Regions from separate parts of the Homo sapiens genome. Here region 1 is linked to region 2. A link is a loop called in an ENCODE intact Hi-C map of the cell type or tissue named here. Cell type or tissue: ascending aorta. All regions are shown on one strand. Links, peaks and the distances in the headings refer to the core of each region. The heading gives the core; the rest is flanking DNA. Region 1 overlaps TASP1 (taspase 1). Region 2 has its middle 33 kb from the start of TASP1.

The links. A loop is a pair of places that touch in the nucleus more often than their neighbours do. Peaks named below come from ENCODE experiments on the same cell type or tissue, not always from the same donor. Only the 100,000 strongest peaks of a DNase experiment are listed, where the experiment ranks them.
Region 1: it touches region 2 in a loop (1.9-fold over the local background); 6 of 110 quality-filtered maps call a loop at or near these places.

The regions. Positions count from the first base shown.
Region 1 is chr20:13,602,573-13,614,945 of GRCh38, reverse strand. The region is part of intron 4 of TASP1 (taspase 1); the gene reads left to right. Among named protein-coding and RNA genes, the nearest start is that of TASP1, 30 kb to the left of the region's middle. In ascending aorta, for the core only: a CTCF peak has its summit at 4,546 (motif pointing left); no DNase peak of the experiment used is centred there.
Region 2 is chr20:13,665,839-13,678,211 of GRCh38, reverse strand. No RefSeq gene overlaps it. Among named protein-coding and RNA genes, the nearest start is that of TASP1, 33 kb to the right of the region's middle. In ascending aorta, for the core only: no CTCF peak of the experiment used is centred there; DNase peaks (open chromatin) are centred at 6,021 and 9,310; H3K27ac peaks cover 5,371 bases.

The DNA of each region.
Region 1 (12,373 bases), core at 1,492-9,491, 63 kb after region 2:
GGAAGTATAAGTGGCTGCCAAATTTGGTAGTACTGGAGAAACAGCTACATTTGTCTTTTCTGTTTTAGCTCATGTGGAAAGGACAATTTCAGGTACTGTGTGTGCTAACTAACCTCTTCCTGGACATCATAAAGAATCCAACTAAAACAAAGTTTAAAACTATTTCAAATGTGAAAGTTTATTGAAGCCAATATTCTATTTTAGAGATTTGTGTTATGTTTTTGACAAGTAACTGTACTGTAATTATGTGGCTTTCAATTAAAAAATGTGAAAACTGTTGTGATGTCATTTTTCTGCTTAATTATGTTGTATGTGCCCTTGTAAATTAGGCAGATTAGTAATAGAAAGGAGGTGAGTGCAGATGTGCAGTGCCTTTTTGTGAAAATATTTTAAATAATAAAAATATCTTGAGCTCATAGTGGGCAGTGCAAGAAAAAGTAAAGTTTCCATTTTTGGACAGAATATTTTATGTCAGATTAACAAATGCTCTAATGAACAAATATTAACATTGGTTCAATTTTTTCTGACATTTCCAGAAAAGCTTGGGCACTTAAAGAAGATCATAAAAAGCCTTAGTTTCTACTACGTATGTTGTTGTGTGAGGGTTTTTTTTTTTAAATGAAGTATGTTGTCTTTTGTAAATTGAATAGTTAAAAAAATGAACTGTCACAGATACTAAAACCTGGTATTCAACATACTATGTTTGACTCAAGTGTTCACAGAATGTGATGCAAACAAATGTTCTCTCAACTTACATCCAGGATAGCTAAAATATTACTTTAACACATGTTGAAAGTAGAGTGCTCTATTTGGCTAGATATAATTCCAGGCTGTCTAAGTTGAGTAATTTCCTCAGACATTCCAACTTTGATCAACTGCAGCAAGAACTTTTAGCATGTCTGTAAAGCAGCCAGTGCATCTGTAAATATGTCCTGAGATAGGGAGAAAAGAGAATGCCAAAAAAGAAAGAATACCTTGTTGTTTAGGAGCAGTTTACAGAACAAAAATGGAAAGTTTTTTGTTTCCTTAGGAACTTTTTTTTAAGATAATTGAACCTCTGATTTGCAAGTATGCCCTGAGGTTCTGTATTAATGAATGAAAGATACTTCATTTGGGCCTAATAAAAGTGTTTTGTGGCTAACTCTGCTGAAACTTATTGGTTAAAGTTCATTAATTCTTGAACTTTTTACTCTTTATAAATGTAATATTAATTGGCTGTAGCCAATTGGCTACAGCCTCAAACATAATAATATATAGCTCAGTAATGCATGTCTTAATTGTTTATAATTGGCCAGTATTTGGGTGAAAATGTTCATATGTGACTAAGAATAAGTCTAAGAACAGGCAGCATCACTACAGAAATAATCTCATGTGCCTTTTTTTCAATACATGGATGAAAATAGGCTTTCTGGCTTTAATTTTCAGTGACCCGAAAATGAATTTGCAAATATCTGCTAATTTTCCTATACAAGCATTGACTTAAGAGTGTTTATAATGGCAGATCACCCTCTGCTATATGGGAACTGCATGTTTTCTGTGTTTTCGGCACAACACGTTCATATTCACATGGATATATAACTTCCCTGGAAATATTTTAAGCTGTAGTTAGCAACTACTTGCAAACTGGATATTAAATTGGATGATAAGTCTAGCTTCTTTCTGACCTTGCTTTCTGTAGTCCCATGATAATAAATAATGTGACTTCCAATTAGCTGCAGTTATGAAAATTCTGCTTTTTAGATCAATACTATACCAAAACTTAGAAGGAATTATTAATCCTCTTGTGGCTTCTATGTTGCAGATCTCTATTATTGTCCATATTCTGTAATTATTTTGTCATGGAAAACAAGGTTAACACAGTTAAATTTATTACTAATAAAAAAAGTTTTGCCATAGTTTTACCTTCTTTTCATTGAGCATTTTTTCCAGAACTGAACAAAGTGCAGTATAATTGATAGATTTACATCCTTCAAACCCATCCTCTATATCCTAAAATAAGTGCAGAGAAATGGTGAATGGGCGTGCTGGGAGAGAAGATGGAGGGGCAAGTCCTGGATGTAGTAATTTTAATTTCTTGGGCAGGGTACTTGAACAGATATCTGAGTTGGTTATCTTGTTACTGTTTCTGTGTTTACCAGAGAATTTTTCTTCCGTAAACCCTGTCCATCTGAATGCCAGGATTTCTTCAAAATTTAATACTTATTTTATGTCATGTGCCTACTTTCTTGATCTTGAAGTCGTTAATGTTCATAGTGGGAATGGAAGAGTCAACTTTTCCCTATGTGGGGGCTGGTTATCTGATTTATAGATAGATTCTCATTATCCTATAATTATTTTACCTGATTATATCTTTGCCATTTTTGCATGTTACCTGAACATTATAGCCCCACCTCCCATGCGCTTCTGTGTATGGGGAATGTGTGTGTGTGTGTGTGTGTGTGTGTGTGTGTGTGTTTGCTACAAATTACTAGTTCTAAAAAGGTTATCATGTTTTGTCTTGATAGGCAGTTTACCACTGGGTAAAGTTGTAGATGAAGTTGTCTATACTAATGATATTTGAGAAAAATACCATGATATTTTATTAGTTTTCTGGTATTTGAGAAAAATACCATGACTTCCTGTGGACTCTGAGTAGAAAGCTCATCTGACTCGTTTTGGAGAAGGAAAAAGGTATTACAAATTTTATTTGTTATAATCAGAAGATATGCAGCATTTCTGACCACTAATCTGGCTCTTTTTAGTAAAGGTGAGTTGACACTTGGTAGACTGCAGTACAGGTTACTTCTGTATTGTTTCTTTAAGTAGCAAGAGGTAATTCAATATTTTAAATATTTAAGCATGATAATAAAATTTGTTGTTAGGACTGTCATTTGTGTCAAAGAGCTATTTTGCCTGAAACCTGTATTGTATGGAAAACTGAAGATTTACGCAAGCTTAGATTTTGCATCTGAAGAAGCTTGAGACCTTCTTAATCTTACAAAGTGATGTAGGCCAGAGATTGCAAAAGAGACATTTCACAGATGCGTGTTGATTGGCCCATAGACTAGCTTTTAAAAACTGGAATTTGTTGTCAACATGTAAAAATGAGGAGACTAATATAAGCATCTGGACTTCTAAATTATCTTGGCAAAAATGAGATCTGGCCACATGGAGCATGCATTCTCCCAGGGCTACAATCTCCCAGAGCTAAGTGACAGCTGGTTCTTTTGAGTGTAGGAGCTTTTGTAGCACTGTATATCATTTTAAGGTATAGCTGGAAATAAGTCTTGGACAGAGATTATTAGCTTTTGTCTTGTTGCAAGGGCCAGGGAAATGAATGTATGGTTTAATGGTCATTAATTTAATGGTCTAGAGGCTGCGAATTGTTGTAATAGGGATTTCTACCAAACTAATAGTAAAGCCGGAATGAGCTTTGATTTAATTTTTCAGAATAGGAATTGGACTTAAATATTAACTTTTATTTTGAAAATGAGCTTCAAATCAAACTAGACTTTTCAAAAAAATTCCTCATTGAAACAATTTGAACTAATACCAAAGTATATCACTCTAAAATTTTTGACCTGAAGCTAAAGCAGATCAAAAACCTCGGTGACCCAAATAAGGTTGAACCAAATTGTTTATTTACTTTTAGTCCCAGGAGTGAAATATTGTTTTTACTGTTTGTGATGAAGGAACGTACTGAAAGTCCAAGCATACTGCACTGATTTTCACACTTTGTCCTGATAACTTCCTAAAGGATATTTAGCTTCCAACATCATTTATCTTGATTGCATTACATCTTAATGGAAAACATAAGAAAAATTGCTGTTTTGTGGATAATATTTATGGCTGTCTTTGTGATGATTGCCCAGAAAGGTTTCTATGTCTATTTACCATTGACTGTCTCCCATTTTATTAACTTTTCTCCAGTCCATCTAATTTTTTTTCCAGGGTTGAATCCTAGCCCCAGAGTGGTTAGCTTTTGTAGCCTCTCATGGATCATTTGTAGCTTTTTTACTCCCAATATCCTCTGTGCTGTTGCAATAGATGCCTTTACAAGCCCCCTCCAGATGTGGTTCATGGAGAATATGAAGTTAAGCAGCTGACGGAGTTCATTTACACTGGAGTTTCTCAAGGTGAGGGCTGGATTAGAATTGTTGGAGGTAGCTTATTTTAAAAAATGATGATTCCCTAGCTTTCAACTCATGACCTGGACCAGAATCTTTGGGGATGAGAGTCTGGAATTTTAATTCTTTGACTCTTTAAAAAAAAAACTTTGTAAGTTAATTGTGGATACATGCAGGCATAAGAAATAATACTGAGAGATCCTTTGGACCCTTTAATTCACAATGGTAACAGTTTTTAAAAAATTTGCAATCTTATTTTGAAAATTTTATAGTTTCAAAGCTTTCTTGTGTGTATAGTATACATATGGAAAACTATACACATTTATTTTAAGGGGACAGCTTCATGAATTTTTTTCAGAGTGAACATGGCCGGCCTTGTGTCACTAGCACCCAGATCAGCAAACGGAACATTTCTGCCCTCCAGAAGGCCCCTTGTGCCCCCTTCAGTCACCTCAGGGTAACACTGGTCCTGACCTCTATTGCCATATATTAGTCTTGCCTGTTCTAGAACTTCATGTAAATGGAATCATATATTATGTATTCTTTTGTGTCTGCCTTTTTAAATTGAAGTGAAATTCTTAGAATACAAAATGAAGCATTTTAAAATGCATAATCCCATGGCATTAAAATGCTCACAGTGTTGTGCAACTACCACTTTCAGTTCCAAACATTTTTATCTCCCCAAAGGAAACCTCATACTCATCAAGCAGTTGCTCTTCATTCTTTTATCCTTTCCCCCTTGTGGACCACCCATCTGCTTTCTGTCCATGGATTTACCTCTTCTGGATATTTTATATTGATAGAATCATGCCATTTATGTGGCCTTTGCTGTCTGGCTTTTTTCGCTTAGAATAATGTTTTTAAAGTTTGTTCACAGTGTAGCATGTATCAGTACTTCATTTTTTGGAGGAGCAGTATTCAACATTATTCATGTATCTATCACAGTTTGTTTCATTCCAAATCCATTCATTCATTGATGGACATATGGGTTGTTTCTACCTTTTGGCTATTGTGCATAGTGTTGCTATGAATACTCTTGTATAGGTATTTGAGTAACTTTTTTCAGTTCTTTTGGGTATATACCTAGAAGTGAAATTGCTGGGTCATATGGTAATTAATTCTATGTTTAACTTTTTTTTTTTTTTTTTTTTTTGAGACAGAGTTTTGCGCTTGTTGCCCAGGCTGGAGCAATGGCGCCGTCTCAGCTCACTGCAACCTCCGCCTCCCAGGTTCAAGCTATTCTCCTGCCTCAGCCTCCCCAGTAGCTGGGATTATAGGCGCCCACCGCCATGCCCGACTAATTTTTAAAAATATTTTTAGTAGAGATGGGGTTTCACCATGTTGGCCAGGCTGATTTTGAACTCCTGACCTCGAGTGATCTGCCCTCCTTGGCCTCCCAAAGTGCTGGGATTACAGGTGTGAGCCACCGCGCTTGGCCTGTGTTTAACTTTTTGTTGAACCTTTTTCCATGGTAACTGAATGAACCCTTTTTGCATTTCCAGCAGCAATATGCAAGGTTATAATTTTTTCTACATCTTTGTTAGCACTTACTATTTTCTGTTTTTGTCGTCATAACTGTCCTTGTGGATGTGAAGTAAAATCTTTGTAGTTTTGGTTTTCATTTCGCTGATGATCATGATATTGGATATATTAATGTTCCTGTAGCCATTTGTGTATCTTTTTGGTAGAAATGTTTATTTGAGTCTGTTCAAGTTTTTTGCCCATTTTCAAATTGATTTTTTGGGTTGTTATTGAAATTTGGAGCTCTTTATATAGTCTAGATACTAGACTATCGTACTTTTCTATAAGTCTGAAATTATGTCCAAAAAAATGATAAATAAATTGTAACTACTGCTATAGTTTTCTTTTTAATAAAAGCCCTCTGACCATCCCCAGTACTCCTATTGCTTACCTGTTTTATTTTTTCACTCTCGTGTTTACTGCTATCTGACATGTTATCTAATGTATTTAATTTCTTATTGTTTGTCTCCCTTAGCTAGAATTGAGGCTCCATGTAGGTAAGAATGTTTTTCTGTTTCGTTCACTGCTATATCCCCGTGGTTTAGATCAAGGATTGGCCAACTATGGCCAGAAAGCCAAATCTGGCCAGATGCCTGGTTTTGAATGGCCTGCAAACTAAGAATGATTTTCACTTTTTTAAATGGTTGAAACAAAATCAAAAGAAGAATAATATTTCATGACACCAGAGAAGTATATGAAATTCATATCTCAGTATCCATAAATGAAGTTTTATTGGAACACAGCCATGCTTATTCATTTGTGTATTTTCTATTGCTGCTTTTGTGCTACAGTGGCAGAGCTCAGTAGTTGTAGCATTGTCTATGTGGCCCACGAGGCCTGAACTAGTTAATATATCTTGCCCTTTACAGAAAAGATTTGCCTGGTACAATGGTGTCCAATAAATATTTGTTGAATTAATGACTCTTAACCTGTGCTACCACAGAGGAATCTAAATTGGAAATCTTTTAACCATCCAATTCTTGAAAATTTGAGCTTAATTGGCAACTAAACAAAAAAAAATTCCCCAAATGATTTTTTCAGTCAGTAATACAGTTTCATTGGCTTCCATTCATCCTGTAAATGAAAACTGATGTTGGGATACCAGAAAATTAGTAATTCTTAGAATAGTGCTAGCTAAGATAGGCATATTGTACAAGTTTTACTAGTGTTAGTTTGAAAAAGAGTATAATGACATGGAGTACATATCCTGTTTTTGTAACTCTTTTAAAAAGATGCAAGAAAGTTCATTTCGAAAGCTTTTTCCCCACCTTTCTCAGCTTTAGAAGGTTAAAGGTATCTGCTTATCAATGAAGTTAGTAATTAAAATGATTTTTCTTTTTTTTTGAGACAGAGTCTTGCTCTGTCGCCCAGCTGGAGTACGCAGTGGTACAGTCTTGGCTCACTAAAGCCTTTGCCTCCCAGGTTCAAGGTTCAAGTGATTCTCCTGCTTCAGCCTTCTGAGTAGCTGAGATTACAGGCACCTGCCATCACGCCTGGCTAATTTTTGTATTTTTAGTGGAAATGGCATTTCATCATGTTGGCCGGGCTGGTCACAAACTCAATTAAAATGATTTTGATAGGACATTCAATTTTCAACAAGAGTTATATATTCTACTTTATTTCATGTATCTAATGATGTGTTTGTTGAATTTGCACTTGAGCGACAGAGTGTGAGTACTAACATATTAGTAATTTCCTGTTAATGTCTGACTTCTCGTTAAAGGAAGATTGGAAATTGGACAAACATAAATCATTTTATATAAAAATGATTTTATAATGTGCCAGTCTAGTTTTTGTACAATATTTGAAAACTAAATTGTTTGCATCTGTAAGAGCTGTTAATAGAGGTCTCATAATAGATCCTCAGAGATGCAGTATACCCTGGAGCCTTGCAAACAGTTCTTATATTATTTTATGCCTTCAGCAAAGGACATTAAATGGGTAATACAAGTTGTGGTTTATAGTGAAAGAGTAATACTTTGCAGATCTTTGCCTTGGCTTGGGGTTCCAAAATTTCATTAATAGGAAAGGGTTTCCATGTCGTGGTGGGAGAGTAGCTCCTGACTTGCCTGTTGGCCTTTCTGCCCTCTCTTTGCTGGGTTGGTTAGTCAAAGGGCATCTCACTTCTTAAAGCCATGTCTCCTTGAAAAGTTATGAATAAGTTTAAAATATATTTTGGTTTTAGAATTCCATTTTTTAGAAACAGAAAATACTGTTGCCTAAGTTTGTTTAATTTCTCTTGTTTTAATCTTGAAAAGATTAGATTCTTAGCACTCCACTACATTTTCCTGACATTTCTCTATAGGAGCAACCTGTAAGAATTAATAAGTATCAGCTTGCTTAAGGGGTTATAGCTCACAATAATTACTCTGTTTATATCTAGTTATAATTAACTGCTGTTCATTCATTCTGCAAATACTTATTGATTACCTACCTGCCATGTGCCAGGCATTGCCTTACATATTGGGATATAGCACCTAAAGAGACAAATTCTTTTTTTTTTTTTTTTTTTGAGACGGAGTCTCGCTCAGTCGCCCAGGCTGGAGTGCAGTGGCGTGATCTCGGCTCACTGCAAGCTCCGCCTCCTGGGTTCACGCCATTCTACTGCCTTAGCCTCCCGAGTAGCTGGGACTACAGGCGCCCACTACCACGCCCAGCTAATTTTTTGTATTTTTAGTAGATACGGGGTTTCACCGTGTTAGTCAGGATGGTCTCGATCTCCTGACCTCGTGATCTGCCCACTTTAGCCTCCCAAAGTGCTGGGATTACAGGTGTGAGCCACCGCGTCCAGCCTAAAAAGACAAATTCTTATATTTAAGGGTCTTACATTCTATTTGGAGGGGTAGACAAACAAAAATTATGTATACTGTCAGGTAGCGGAAAGTGCCATAAAGAAAAATAAAATAGAGATAAGAGAATGTTGGGAATGGCTGGGGAAATGCTATTCTAGATGAGTCAGTAAGGGGAGCACTCTCTGATAAAGCTGACTTTTGAACAGAGACATGAATGAAATGGGGGAGAAAGCCATGTGAAGATGTTGGGGAAGGGAGTTCTTGTTCAGAGAGAAAAGTACCCACTGTCCCTTCATATTCCACTTCATTCTTCTTTATAATACTAATCACTGTGGGACCTCAGGTATTTATACATACATGTAATGCATCTACACACACACACACACACACGCACGCACACACATGCAGTCTATATTTATGGGCCCTCTTCTTTCACTAGAAATCTCTCACCAAACTCAGCATCTCAAAGGAATGAATGAATAATAGATGCAACAGCCCTGAGGTAGGGGCTTTCTTGATGTGCTCAGAATCGCAGTGTGGGCTGGAGTGTGGTAAGAGAGAAGAATGCGGAGAGTAAGTTGGAAGAGGGAGGGAAGGGTCAGATCATGTAGGGCCTTGTAAATGTTGAAAATTAGGACTTTGGATTTTATTCTAAGTGTGCTAGGAAACCATTGTAGGTTTATGAACAGAGGAGTGACAGAGTCTGACAGATTTTAAAAGGAGCACTGGCTACTTACTGGACATGATTATTAATTACGCAAAATGAGTTACATCAGAAGATCAGATGACCGCTTAAAAAGTTTATGTATATTATTTTAAATTATTTAAATTTATTATTATTTTTTTTTAGAGAAAGGTCTCACTCTGTTGCCCAGGCTGGAGCGCAGTGGTGCAATCATAGCTTACTGCAGCTTAGAGCTCCTGAGCTCAAGCAGTCTCCCTGATCTCCCTCCCGAGCAGCTGGGACTACAGGCATGCACCACCATGCCCAGCTATTTAAAAAAAAATTTTTGGAGAGATGGGGTCCTACTGTGGTGCCCAGGCTGGTCTCAAACCGCCGACCTTGAGTGATCCTCCTGTCTCAGCCTCCAAAAGTGATTTTATTATTTATAAGGGGCAAGTTAGTATATAGGCTGATTAGTTTATGTCAAGTAATAGGTATACTACTTTTTTGTCAGCTTTATTGGAGTATAATTTACATGCAACAAAATTGATCAATGTAAAGTGTACAATTTGATGGGTTTCGACAAATATATACAATTGTGTAACCACCAGTACAATCATGATGTATAACATTTCCATTACTCTCAAATTTCCCTCATACCTATCCACAGTGAATCCTCTCCCTCAGTGGCCCCTGGCAACCATTATCTGCTTTTTGTCACTATAGTTCAGTCTTTTCTAGATTTTATTCTAAATAGAATTATAGAACTTGTGATCTTTTGTGACTGGCTTCTTTAACTCACGTAATGCTTTTGAGATTCACCCATATTGTTGGGTGTATAAGAAATACATATATATATATATATATATATATATGTATTATGTCTTTATGTAGACTTTATGTGAATTTATGTGAACATATGCTTTCATTTCTCACAGATAAAATTCTTAGGAATAGAATTGCTGAGTCTGTGGTGAGTGTATGGTTAACTTTAAAGAAAACTGCTAAACAATTTGCCATTTGTGTTCTCACTAGCAACATATATAATTCATTCAGATTTCCACAGATCTGCAGTTTTGCCAATACTTAGTTTTGTCAATCTTTTAAATTTTAGTCATTTTAGTGGTTATATAATGGTATCTGGTGGTTTTAATTTGCATTTCCCTAATGGCTACTGTTAATGAAAAAATTATTTATGACCCGTGTGAAAGGTGGTAAGGCAGACTTTATTCAAGGGAGGAACTATTGTGATAGCTGTAGGAACCACTGCTGTATTAGTTGCTTTCGCATTGCTATAAAGGAATACCTGAGGCTGGATAATTTATAAAGAAAAGAGGTTTATTTGGCTCTTGGCTCTGCAGGCTATACAAGCATGACACCAGCATCAGCTCAGCTTCTGGTGAGACCTCAGGAAGTTTAAAATAATGGTAGGAGACAAAGGAGGAGTCGGTATATCACATGGTGAGAGAGGGAGCAAGAAAGAGAGGGAAGAGGTGGCAGGCTCTTTTAAACAACCAGATCTCACATGGACTCATACAGTGAAAACTTACTAATTACTGTGAGAACAGCACCAAGCCATTCTATGAAGTATCCGCCCCCATGACCCAGATACCTCCTACTAGGCCCACCTCCAACGTTGGAGGTCACATTTCAGTACGAGATTTGAAGGAGACAAAACATCCAGACCATGTCAACTGCTATGGGATTTTGCAGTGAGGGAGAGAGATTGGGTTCAACTCTGAATACAGCATGGACAAGTGACAATTTATAGCTAAAAAACTGGGTAGGAGTCAGTGGATGGAAAATTACTAACAGGAAACATCACAGGTAAGGGGAGATTCTAGCTAAATCGGCCTAACAGAATTCTTGCTGGAGACAGACCACAGTGATCAGATGTCACTTGGGGGATGGTGGAGAATGAGGAATCTGATTAAATATTGAGGGTGACCAGATATCAAGGGTGGGAGTATCTTGTTAGACTGATTTAGCAAGATTCTTATTAAAATTGAACAGTACAGAGATAAACATGGAAGTCCAAAAGTCTAGCCCAGTTGAAAAGTAGTTCAGGGAAATTTGAATAGAGTTTGATCAATAAGAGACATTTTATGGCTAATGATGCTAAGCATGTTTTCATGTGTTATTTGCAATCTATATAAAACTGTTTGCCCCTTAAAAACTTTGGATTGTCTTACTGCGTTATGTATGGATTTTTAAAAATAAATTCTGGATAGAAGTCCGTTAAGAGATAATATGTTTTATAAAATTTCTCCCAGACTGTGGTTTGATTTTTCTTTAATAAACTTATTTATTTTTATTTTTTTGAGACAGGATCTTGTTGTGTTTCCCAAGCTGGAGAGTGGTGGCATGATCATGGCTCACTGCAGCCTCCACCTCCTAGGCTCAATCGATCCTCCCACCTCAGCCTCCAGGGTAGCTGGGACTACATGCGTGTACCACCATGCTTGGCAAATTTTTGTATTTTTTTTTTGTAGAGACTGAGTTTCACCATTTTTCTCAGGCTGGTCTTGAACTGCCGGATTCAAGCTGTCTGCCCACCTTGGCTTCCCAGAGTGTTAGGATTACAGGTGTGAGTCACCCTGCCTGGCCCATTTTTCTTTTTTCTTTTTTTCTTGAGATGGAGTCTTAATTTATCTCCCAGGCTAGAGTGCAGTGGTGTGATCTCAGCTCACTGCAGCCTCCACCCTCCGGGTTCAAGCGATTCTCTAGCCTCAGTCTCCAGAGTAGCTGAGATTACAGATGCACGCCACCATGCCCAGCTGCTTTTTGTATTTTTAGTAGAGATGGGGTTTTACCATGTTGACCAGGCTGGTCTTGAACTCCTGACCTCAGGTGATCCACCTGCCTCGGCCTCCCAAAGTGTTGGGATTACAGACATGAGCCACCATGCCTGGCCCCATTTTTCTTTAATAAACTTATTTTAGAACAGTTTAAAGATTTACAAAACAATTGTGAAGATATTTTAGAGCAGGGGTCCGTAACCCTAGGGCCTCAGACTGGTATCAGTCTGTGGCCTGTTAGGAACTGGGCCACACAGTAGGAGGGGAATGGTGGGCAAGTGAGCATTACCGCCTGAGCTCTGCTTCCTGTCAGATCAGTGGTGGCATTAGATTCTTATAGCAGCAGGAGCCCTATTGTGAACTGCACATGTGAGGGATCTAGGTTGCATGCTCCTTATAAGAATCTAATGCCTGATGATCTGAGGTGGAACAGCTTCATTCTAAAACCATTCCCCACCCCATCCATGGAAAAATTGTCTTCCACAAAACTGG
Region 2 (12,373 bases), core at 1,760-9,759:
GTCTAGCTTTAATCTACAGTGTGGGCTGTGTCAGCTCAATGTATATGAAGACTATATGTGTTTTGTTGCTTAGCTATTCATACCCCAATTCCAGTGGAAGATAAAATGTTTATTTTTCAGTTGTTAAAGCAGAAGTCTGATATAGCTTGGTTATCTTGGATCATTGCCATCTCTAATCACTGTGGCTCGGGAAAGGGAAGCTCTGATTGGCCAGGCCTGTGTGCCCAAAATTCCCCAATTGAGCCAGGGTGGACTGGGCACATTCACTAAAAGCAGAAATGGTTGATTCCTCAAAGAACTGCTACCAGAAGTTTGGAGGGAACACTGGGAGGCCAGAAACCATGAAAAATAGGTGGAAAGATCTGAATCTCAAAGCAGATTTCATCTCCCTTAGGCAGTAGCTAAGAAGGAGACTCATGATTTTGTACTAAAATTTTAATAGAAAGAAAACCCCACGAAATAGGTTAATAGGTGACACTAAGAGAAGCAGGAAAGCATCCAAGCAAAAAATCAAAGGCTGAAGCATTTGTACCCAATTCCCTGTTTTAGGACTCCATATTGAGAGCTCAAAAGCAGACAGTTCCAAGCTCTATTCTACCACTGTTTCTGTTATCTATTGCAATTTATTACAAACCACCACAAAACTTAGTGGTTTAAAACAATAAACTTGTTATTATACTTATGTTTCTGTATGTTGAGTAGCCTTAGCTGGGCAGTTCCTCTGGTCTGGCTTGGTTTACAGTGAGATGTGGCTAAGACTGGAGCCATCTGGAAATTCAGCCTGGGATGCTGAGCAGCTGCATCTCTTTCCCTGTTGTCTCAGGGCCTCTCCTCTAGGAGCCAGATTTCTTTCTTTCTTTTCCTTTTTTTTTTTTGAGACGGAGTTTCGCTCTTGTTATCCAGGCTATAGTGCAATGGCACGATATTGGCTCACCGCAACCTCCACCTCCTGAGTTCAAGTGATTCTCCTGCCTCAGCCTCCTGAGTAGCTGGGATTACTGGCATGTGCCACCACGCCCGGTTAATTTTGTATTTTTAGTAGAGATGGGGTTTCTCCAAGTTGGTTAGGCTGGTCTCAAACTCCCAACCTCGTGATCCAACTGCCTCAGCCTCCCAAAGTGCTAGGATTACAGGCGTGAGCCACCGTGCCCGGCCCAGAGTAGCCAGATTTCTTAAATGGTAACTCAAGGCTCCCAAAGGTAGTATTCCCAGAAGGAGACAGTGGGAATTGCCAGTTGTCTTAAAGGCCAGGCCTGCAGTGTTATTTATGTTCATTCTATTGGCTGACACAAGTCCCAGGCCAGCCTAGATTTAATGTGAGAATGGGGAATGGTAGCCATGGCTACCAGGAATGGCTCATTAGGGGTCACTCTTGGAGACAGCTGCTACAATCACATCATGTGAGACCCAGGGTGTTCAGTCTAGGCCAAACTTGCCCAAAATGTGTCTGCAGAACACTAGCCTCACAAAATGTTCATGAAAGAAAAAGTATTGCAATGTCAATAAATTTAGAGAATACTATATACTATAAACAATTTTAGAGTATCACTGCTGTCCATTAAACAATAGGGACTTAGAGAAGTCTGCACTAGAATAACTAATTGTTTCATCTGGAGTCTTAATCTAGGTTATTCTAGAAAGCACAGCCCGAGATAAGGGTTTGTGTGAAAGTAGTTTTGTTTGGAGACAGGGTCTCGCTCTGCCACCCACGCTGCAGTGCAGTGGCACAATCACAGCTCACTGCAGCCTCGACCTCCCTGGCTCAAGAGATCCTCCCACCTCAGCCCACACCCCCAAGTAGCTGGGACTGCAGGAACATGCCACCACACCCAGCTCATTCTTTAATTCTTTAGATAGTGTCTTACTATGTTGCCCAGGCTGGTCTCAAACTCCTGTGCTCAAGTTCTCCCACTTTGGCCTCCTAAAGTGCTGGGATTACAGATATGGCCTGATCTGGTTTTTGTTTTTGTTTTTTTGAGATAGGGTCTGACTGTCACCCAGGCTGGAGTGCAGTAGCAAGATCTCATTTTGCTGCAATCTCTGCCGCCTGGGCTCAAGTGATCCTCCCACCTCAGCCTCACAAGTAGCTAAGACTATAGGCGTGCACCACCACACCAGGCTAATTTTTGTATTTTGGTAGAGACAGGGTTTCACCATGTTGCCCAGGCTGGTCTCAAATTCCTGGACTCAAGTGATCCATGTGCCTTGATGTCTCAAAGTGCTGGGATTACAGGTGTGAGCCACCATGCCTGGCCCTATATTTATTTATTTATTTAAAGACAGAGTCTTATTCTGTTGCCTAGGCTGTAGTCCAGTGGCACAATCTTGGCTCACTGCAATCTCCACCTCCCAGGTTCAAGCAATTGTCCTGCCTCAGCCTCCCTAGTAGCTGGGATTACAGGCGTGTGCCACCACGCCCAGCTAATTATTGTATTTTTAGTAGAGACAGGGCTTCACCAAGTTGGACCAGGCTGGTCTTGAACTCCTGACCTCAGGTGATCTGCCCACCTCGGCCTCCCAAAGTGCTGGAATTACAGGCATGAGCCACTGTGCCCGGATGTTTTGTTTTTAAAGTGATCCTGAGGAGCAGGAACAGCAGAAAAGAGAAAGAAAAAATAAGCCAATCCAAGGGTGTGCTATTGAGTCAATAACCACTGTAGGGCTCTACATGGATAGTGCTCCATGGAGGAGCTGTGTAGAAGGCACCTCAGAATTTCTACCTGAGAGAAATTTTCTTTCTTTTCCTTCCTTCCTTCCTTCCTTCCTTTCTCTCTCTCTGTCTCTTTCTTCCTTTCTCTTTCTCTTTTTTTCTTTCTTTCTTTCTTTCTCTTTCTTTCTTTCCTTCCTTCCTTCCTTCCTTCCTTCCTTCCTTCCTTCCTTCCTTCCTTCCTTCCTTCCTTCCTTCTTTCTTTCTCTTTCTTTCTTTCTTTCTTTCTTTCTTTCTTTCTTTCTTTCTTTCTTTCTTTCTTTCTTTCTTTCTTTCTTTCTCCTTCCTTCCTTCTGTCTTTCTCTCTCTGTCTTCCTTTCTTTTCTTTTTCTTTTTTTTTTTTTCCGAGATGGAATTTTGCTCTTGTCGCCCAGGCTGGAGTGCAGTGGTGCGGTCTTTGCTCACTGCAACCTCCACCTCCCAGGTTCAAGCAATTCTCCTGCCTCAGCCTCCTGAGTAGCTGGGATTACAGGTGCCCACCACCACACACCTGGCTAATGTTTTGTATTTTTAGTAGAGATGGGGTTCCGCCATGTTGGTCAGGCTGGTCTCAAATGCCTGACCTCAGGTGATTTGCCTGCCTTGGCCCCCAAAGTGCTGGGGTTACAGGCATGAGCCACCGACTGCACCCAGATGAGAAATTGTTTTCATTGGCTCCATCCCACATTTATCAAAGCTTTCCCCTTAGATGTTACCTCTTTCACGTGTCCAGGATTGTACATGCATTAGAAGCACTCAACAGACTCCTGAAGGCATCCCAGCCTGCAGTGACAAAGAAGCCCTGAGGCAGAAAACAGGAGGAGCATAGTATGGCTGAGATGAGGTCCATGGCTAGTTGCCACAGCAATGGCTGGAGTAAAACTATGGGCTGAGGAGATGTGGCCTGAGGCACAGGTATGTTTGATGGGAGGTAACATTTCTCAAACTTGTCTGCTTGAGGACCCATATTTCAAATGGGGCCTATCATTATTCCATGTTGCACAGAACACACTTGTGGGTGCATAGGTCTAAATGCCCACCAAAGACAGTGTTATACTAAAGCAATACAGACCACCTTCTCCCAGTTTTCATGCCTAATTTCTTCCAGACTGTGTTCTTTCTGACCTTCCTGCTGAGTCCATCTTAGCATTGAGCATCCATTGGAACACATGGGCACAGAATCTCCTGCCCCATATATACACTTCTCTGCAATTCCACCACTAAGGATTCTAGCCTGTGGGGACATAGTTAATTGTCTACATATGTATTAGTCCATTTTCATGCTGCTGATAAAGACATACCGGAGACTGGGCAATTTACAAAAGAGAAAGGTTTAATGGACTTATAGTTCCACATGGCTGGGGAGGCCTCACAATCATGGTGGAAGGTGAAAGGCATATCTCACATGGCAGCAGACAAGAGGAGAGAGCTTGTGCAGGGAAACTCCCTTTTTTAAAACCATTAGATCTCAGCCGGGCACGGTGGCTCACACCTGTAATCCCAGCACTTTGGGAGGCCGGGGTGGGCAGATCACAAGGTCAGGAGATTGAGACCATCCTGGCTAACATGGTGAAAGCCCATCTCTACTAAAAATACAAAAAATTAGCCGGGCGTGGTGGCGGGTGCCTGTAGTCCCAGCTACTCGGGAGGCTGAGGCAGGAGAATGATGTGAACCCAGGAGGCAGAGCTTGCAGTGAGCCGAGATCGCACCACTGAACTCCAGCCTGGGTGACAGAGCGAGACTCCATCTCAAAAAATAAAAAAAAAAAACAAAACCATTAGATGTCATGAGACTTATTCACTATCATGAGAGCAACATGGGAAAGACTCACCCCCATGATTTAATTACCTCTCACTGGGTCTCTCTCACAACATGTGGGAATTCAAGATGAGATTTGCGTGGGGACACAGCCAAACCATATCAATATAGCATCCATTTCTCCTTTTCGCTTCCTAACAGCACCCCATATGTGATTTGGGTGACAGTGGTTCTATTCTTGGCTCAGGAGAGCAGGTGGTTTAAGGCAATTACTGCATTTCATCTGGGGGCCCTAGTGACTGGGTTATGATGTTCTGGATGTGGATGAGAGGGCATGTTACCCCAGTTTTATTGATAACCACCTTGTGACCATATAGAAAGCCATCCCTGAGGTGAAGCCAACACTGTGGCAGGTAAAGTTAAGGTTGAAAGACTTAGGGGGACCTGGGTCAACATTTGCCTGAAGTTCAACTTACCGCCAGATTTCTCAGTTATGTATGCCAATAAATCTTCTTTGTGGCTTAAGCCATTTGAGTTCATTTTTCTGGGTTTTTTTTTTTGTAATTGATTGCACACTACTTGATTGCTTTGAAAAGGATAACTACATTTCAGACTCATATAGGCCTCAAAAGATCAGTGGCATGAGGCCTCATTTTTCAGTATGTTCCTAAACTATAGAAGAAATAAGTATTTATTTGGCATAATTTCACTATTTTTCCCCTGAGCATACATTTTCTCACAAGTGTAGAACCTCAATACCCTTCCAGAAATCTGGTCAGAGGTGTGTGAGAGGTCATTTTCTAAGAAGAGATATCTCAAACTGAAAGATAGTCTACAAAATAACTGGCCCGAAATAACTGACTTTTAGAAGTGCCAAGGTCATGAAAAATGAAGGATTGAGTAATAGCCCTAAATTAAAGCGTCTAAAGAGACATAACAACTGAATGCAACACGTGATACTCAATGGGATCTGGGACCAGAAAAGGGAGATTAGCAGGACAACTAGTGAAATTGGAATAAAGTTTATCACTTAGGTAATAGTAATGAATCAATTAATGTTAATTTTCTGATTTTGGTAACTGATTAACTAGTTACATAAGTTGTTAACTTTGGGGGAGCTTGGTGAAGGCTGTACGAGCATCTTGGTACTATTTTTGTGATTTTTTGAGAGTTGGAAATTCAATTGAAAAATAAAGTACAGGGTTAGAGCGGCCCTTTTTTAATGCATTGATTAGAATTTCCACTGCTATGATATCTTACAAATACAGAGAGAATGTGGGTCTCTAAGACTTCTCTGGCAATCCATTCATTAGCAAGACTCAGAATTCACAGGTCTGCCCTGGAAGACACTAAGCTGAAGGCAAATCTATATTTTTCATGCCTTATTAAGGAGATCTGACTTGGTCTTGGAAGAATGCAAAAAATGTTTTGTTATGGGAGTAAGACATATGTCAATCCAGAAAATTTTTTAAGAGCAGGCAATTTTTCAAATAAGACTTTTAGTCTCAGATTAGAGAGGAAAAGGATTTGGCAGAGAAACGCTGAGGAGACTCATCTGAGTGGGTTGTTTTGGCAGCCATGAGTGAGTTGTAAGCCAGCATTTAGAATGGGTGAGTCTGGAAAGTAGATTTGGTGGAAAAAGAGGATGATTCATTCACCAATAATAATAGTAATAAATACTGCTGACAAGGTACTTTTAATTAGCAAATGGAAAATAAGCTCAAGACACATACACCAAGTCCCTTAGAAGTGAGGTCAGAACAAATTCTCTTCAAAAAATGGGAACATTTGTAGTAGCTCCTGTTCCTGGAATTTATTGACAGGTTTTTTTTTTTTTTGCAATGTGGGAGATATGTTCTCCTCTCTTTCAGAGGAAATCCAATTGCTTCCCCATTGAGTTAATATGAAGATTATTCTGGAATGTATCAAAAGAGCACTGCACAGTATATTTCTTTCTTTCTCCAAGTACAAAGAAGTATCCGAAGTTTTATTTTTCAGAATCATTAGCTGATTCATATTCTGTAATCGGAAAAAGAGGCCAGAACAAAATTCTGGGAAGTGAGCTCAATCAAAACCCTTAATTTGGAAACTTGTTTGGAGAATTTCCTGCCCCAGAAAGAGCCATTGCCTGGGGTGGAGGGGATGTCACTCTCAGGACACTGGGGGAGAAGGGTTAAAGTTCTGTCCATAAAACCTTGAATTTCTTAATCAGAAGTGAGGCATCCTATCTTCCATAGGATCATTTCTGATTACCTTTTTCTACCTTCTAACAACAAATTCCCTAAAATTTCCTCTTCTATTCCTTTTGTTATCTCCCTTTTTTCTTTGTCATCTTCAGCCTTCTTTGATCCCATCTGTAGAGTTTCATTTTGTATGATTCTAAGGAATAAGATGTTGGGAAAAGAAAGAAAAGAAAAGAAGAAAGAAGAAGGAGGAAGAGGAGGAGAAGGAAGAAAGGAAAGAAGGAAGGAAGGAAAGAGACAGCAGACAATAAGCATTAAAAGTCTTCCTTCCCTTGAGGCTTTGTAGATCCTCCAACTCCAGCTTCAGGTCCCATCCAGAGTTTGGTATAACCACAAAAAATCATTATCATTTGATCATTCTCCTGTGAGCCAATGCTGATTTCCAACCTGTTTCCACCCATTGGTCCTTCTTTTATACCCTGGAGGACCTGGGGCTGATTGGATTATTGTTTCTGATTCTTCACTGTTTAAAATAGAATTTTTTGCCAAGTAACTTTCCAATGCCTCTCAGCAAAATATAGGCAGGAACTTCTGCTTTAAGGTCTGACATGTTAGGATCTTAGAAGTCACCACTCTGTCCCAACAGCAAGTAAAAAGCTGAACAGAATGAAAAATCAATAACTCTTCATAGATATATCAGAAAAGTGAGGTCACAGGGCAAGCAGCTGCCCCCAGAACTGAGGAGATAGATAGGCAGATACGGAGAATCACAATTTACAGGGGCAGAAAACTTAGCTGGCACCAGTACTAGGATGGGAAAATCTGAACTGTAATTGATGAATTGCTGGAGGCTCAGTGTGGACAACTCTGAGATTCCAGGGTCCCCCGGAGTTTAACAGGGTGGGGGACTCACAGTTTTGTGAGGGGGCGGGGGACCCATGGTTTTGTGAGTTTTATCTACTGAGTCTCTACAAGGTGTGAATCTTAGAGAAAAAACCCCTTGTGCTTCTGGCAGGTGGAGGAGAATAGAAACCATTTTAAAATACACCAGAGAATTCTGTTCTTTCTAAACAGGCCTGCTCTCAAAATAAATGATTTTATTAGAGTTCAACCTTCTGGGGCTTCATCAGAGCCTAATCTACCTGAGACAGGGGAAATACCCAGCTTCAGCTAGCTCCAGCCATCCTGTCCCACCTAAGGGGGGAGGGGTCCTGAGAAGCACTGTTGAAGTTCACAGTCTGGGGCACAGGCTCACCACAAGACTGAGACCTAATCAAAGGATATAGAGCTTCCCCTCCCCCAACAACTCATCACATTAGTAAAGTTCCATTTATTGCAGTTCTTCTTAACCAGTGCATCATATTTACCTTTCAACAAAAAATTACAAGACATACTAAAAAACAAAAACACAGTTTGAAGAGACTGAATATCAGAACCAGAATCTGATATGGCAGAATTTTAGAATTATCAGACTGGGAATTGTTAAAACACTGATGAATATGCTAAGGGCTCTAATGGAAAAAGTAGACAACATACAAGAACAGATGGATAATGTAAGCAGAAAGATGAAAATTCTAAGAAAGAATAAAAAAAACTTCTAGGCCAGGCGAGGTGGCTCATGCCTGTAATTCCAGCACTTTGGGAGGCTGAGGCAGGTGGATCACCTGAGGTCAGGGGTTCGAGACCAGCCTGGCTAACATGGTGAAACCCCATTTCCACTAAAAACACAAAAAATTAGCTGGATGTGGTGGCACATGCCTGTAATCCTAGCTACTCAGGAGGCTGAGGCAGGAGAATCGCTTGAACCCGGGAGACAGAGGTTGCAGTGAGCCAAGAGATTGTTCCATTGCACTCCAGCTTGGGCAACAAGAGTGAAACCCCAAACTCTTGAAAAGAACTTCTACATATCAAAAGCACTAAAACAGAAATGAAGAATACCTTTGATGGGCTCATTAGTAGACTGGACGTGGCTGAGGTAATAATCTGTAACATTGAGAATATCTGAGTAGAAACCTCCAAAACTAAAAAGCAAACAGAAAAAAGACTGGAAAACAAACAAACAAACAAACAAACAAACACAGAACAGAATATCTGAGAACTGTGGGGCTACTACAAGTGATGCAACATACATGTAATGGGAATACCAGAAGAAGAAAAAAGAAAAAGGAATAGACACAATATTTGAAGCAATAATCACTGAGAATTTTCCTAAACTTACGCCAGACACCAAACCACAGATTGAGGGATCTCAGAGAACACCTAGCAGGATAAAAGCCCCTCCCATCCCCCCCCCAAAAAAAAGAAAGAAAAAGAAAACAAAAACCAAGAAAACCCCTATACCTAGGAATATCATATTCAAACTTTAGAAAATCAAATATACAGGAAAAATCTTGAAAGATGCCAGAGGAAAAAACACATTTTACCCACAAAGAAGCAAAGATAAGAATTACATCTGACGTCTAAGAAACCATACAAACCAGAAGAGTAGAATAAAACATTAAAACTGCTGAGAAAAGAAACACCAACCTAAAATTCTGTACTCTGAAATTATCCTTCAAAAGTGAAGGAGAAATAGAGTGTCTTAGAAAAACAAAAATTGAGAGAACTTGTTGCTAATAGCTCAGCCTTGCAAGAAATACTAAAATAAGCTGTTTAAGCTGGGCGCGGTGACTCACGCCTATGTTCCCAGCACTTCGGGAGGCCAAGGCAGGCAGATCACCTGAGGTCAGGAGTTAAAGGCCAACCTGGCCAACATAGTGAAACCTCCATCTCTACTTAAAATACAAAAAAATTACCCAGGCATGGTGGTGCATGTCTGTAATCCCAGCTACTTGGGAGGCTGAGGCAGGAGAATCGCTTGAACCCGGGAGGCAGAGGTTGCAGTGAGCCGAGATCATGCCATTGCACCCAAGCCTGGACAACAGAGTGAGACACCATCTCAAAAAAAAAAAAAAAAAAAAAAAAGACCATTATGGATCAAAAAACAAGACACAACTACAGATAGTCCCCAATTTATGATGGTTCAACTTACAATTTTTTGACTTTACGATGATGTGAAAGTGATATGCACTCAGTAGAAACTGTACTTCAAATTCCTGTATAAACCACTCTATCTTTTGCTTTCAGTACAGTCTTCAATAAATTACATGAGATATTCCACACATTATTATAAAATAGGCTTTGTATTAGATTATTTTGCTCAACTGTAGGCTAATTTTTAAGGTAGGCTAAGCTATGAGATTTTGTAGGTTGGATGTATTAAATGCATTTTTGACTTACGATAAACTATTCTGGGTTTATCAAGACATAACCTCATCATAAGTTGAGGAACACCTGTATATGTTGTCCACAAGAAACCCATTTAGAATATAAAGACACATATAGATTAAAAGTAAAGAGATGGAAAAAGATATGCTATGCTAGCATTAATCATAAAAAATGGGAATAGGCCAGATGCAGTGGCTCACACCTGTAATCCCAGCACTTTGGGAGGCCGAGGTGGGTGGATCACACGGTCAAGAGATGGAGGCCAACATGGTGAAACCTTGCTCTACTAAAATTACAAAAATTAGCTGGGCATGGTGGCTGGACGTCTGTAGTCCCAGCTACTTGGGAGGCCGAGGCAGGAAAATCACTTGAACCCGGAAGGCGGAGGTTGCGGTGAGTCAAGATCATGCCACTGCACTCCAGCCTGGCGACAGAGCAAGACTCCATCTAAAAAAAAAAAAAAGTGGGAATAACTATATTAATTTCAGACAGAGCAGATTTCAGAGCAAGGAAAGTTATCAAAGATAAAGAGGGGTACTACACAATGATAAAAGGTGAATACACCAAGAAGACAAACCAGTCCTTAATGTGTATGAACCTAATAACAGAGCATCAAAATATGTGAGGCAAAAACTGATAGAACAGCAAGGAAATAGATGAATCCACTATTACAGTTGGAGGCTCCAACATCCCTCCATCATAAATAAACAGATTCAACAGGCAGAAAATCAATAAGGACTTAGTTGAACTGAACAGCACCATCAATGAACTGGATATAGTTGACCTCTATAGGTTAATTTATCCAACAATTGTAGATTACATATTTTTTTACAGGTTCAAATGGAGCATTCACCAAGATAAACCACATTCTGGGCCATAAAACTTACATTAAAAAATGTAAAAAAAAATAAATTATGCAATGTTTATTCTCAAACTACAATGAAATTAAAACAGAAATTAAAAAAAAACACAGAAACATAAAAATATAAAAAACACTTGAAAAAACACAGGAAAGTTCAGGCACGGTGGCTGACGCCTGTAATCCCAGCACTTTGGGAGGCCGAGGTGAGTGGATCACTTGAGGTCAGGAGTTTGAGACCAGCCTGGCCAACATGGTGAAACACCGTCTCTACTAAAAATACAAAAATTAGTCAGGCATGGTGGCATGCACCTGTAGTCTCAGCTACTCGGGAGGCTGAGGCAGGAGAATCTCTTGAACCTGGGAGGCAGAGGTTGCAGTGAGCTGAGATCATGCCACTGCACTCCACCCTGGGCAACAGAACAAGACTCTGTCTCAAAAAAGAAAAAAAAAGAAAGAAAAAGAAAAAAGAAAAAAAACGAAGGAAAATAAAAGAACACTTGAAGATTTAATAACACACTTTTAGGTCAAAGAGGAATCCTCAAGAGAAATTTTAAAATATTTTGAACTAAATTAAAATACAACTTTTTTTTTTCTTTTGAGATGGAGTCACCCAGGCTGGAGTGCAGTGGCACAATCTCAGCTCACTGCAACCTCCGCCTCCTGGGTTCAAGCGATTCTCCTGCCTCAGCCTCCCGAGTATCTGGGATTACAGGCACCTGCCACCACGTCCAGCTAATTTTTGTATTTTTAGTATAGATGGGGTTTATCCATGTTGATCAGGCTGGTCTCGAACTCCTGACCTCAGGTGATCCGCCCGCCTCGGCCTCCCAAAGTGCTAGGATTACACGCATGAGCCACCACGCTTGGCCAAAAATACAACTTATAAAAGTTTTCAGGACGCAGTGAAGGCAGTACTTGGAGGGAAATTTATATCATTAAATGAATATATTTGAAAAGAAGGATCTTAAATCAGTCATCCAAGCTTCCACTTTAGGAAACTACAAAAATAAGAGCAATTGAATCCACAGTAACCAGTAGAATAGACAGAATGTATACCTTATCTCATTTGTCTTTGAACTTGGCCATGTAATTCACTTTAAACAACGGAATGTCATCAGATATATGAGCAGAGGTTGTAAGTGTGCTTGTGTGGTTTGGCGTGGCCTCTCGTGCTTTTGCCATCTTCATAAGTGTGCCCTTAGTAGCTGCTCTTTCTAGAATGAAAGACATTTGGAGCAGTCGTAAACCGGATCTTCCATCTGGAGCCAAGCCCAGCCAACTCACAACCTGAAGCAGAACTTCCCCAGCCAGCCTGAAGACCTATGATTGAGGAAAATAAGTGTCATTACAAGCCACTGAAATCTGTTTATGTATTTAGCTTGTTATACAGCATTATTTCAACAATAGCTGGCCTCTTGTCTTTATATTCCCAGTAATGAACACGTTTTTTAGTTTTACCTCTAAAATTTACCATTGCGCAAATTTTGGTGGGAGGAAGTCCTCTCAGACCCTTCCCCTTCCCAATAGCAATATCAGTCATGTGATCTGATTCAACCAATCAGGTGCTGTCTTCTCCCAAAACCTTGAATCTGGAACAAATGATACAGACATGAGGG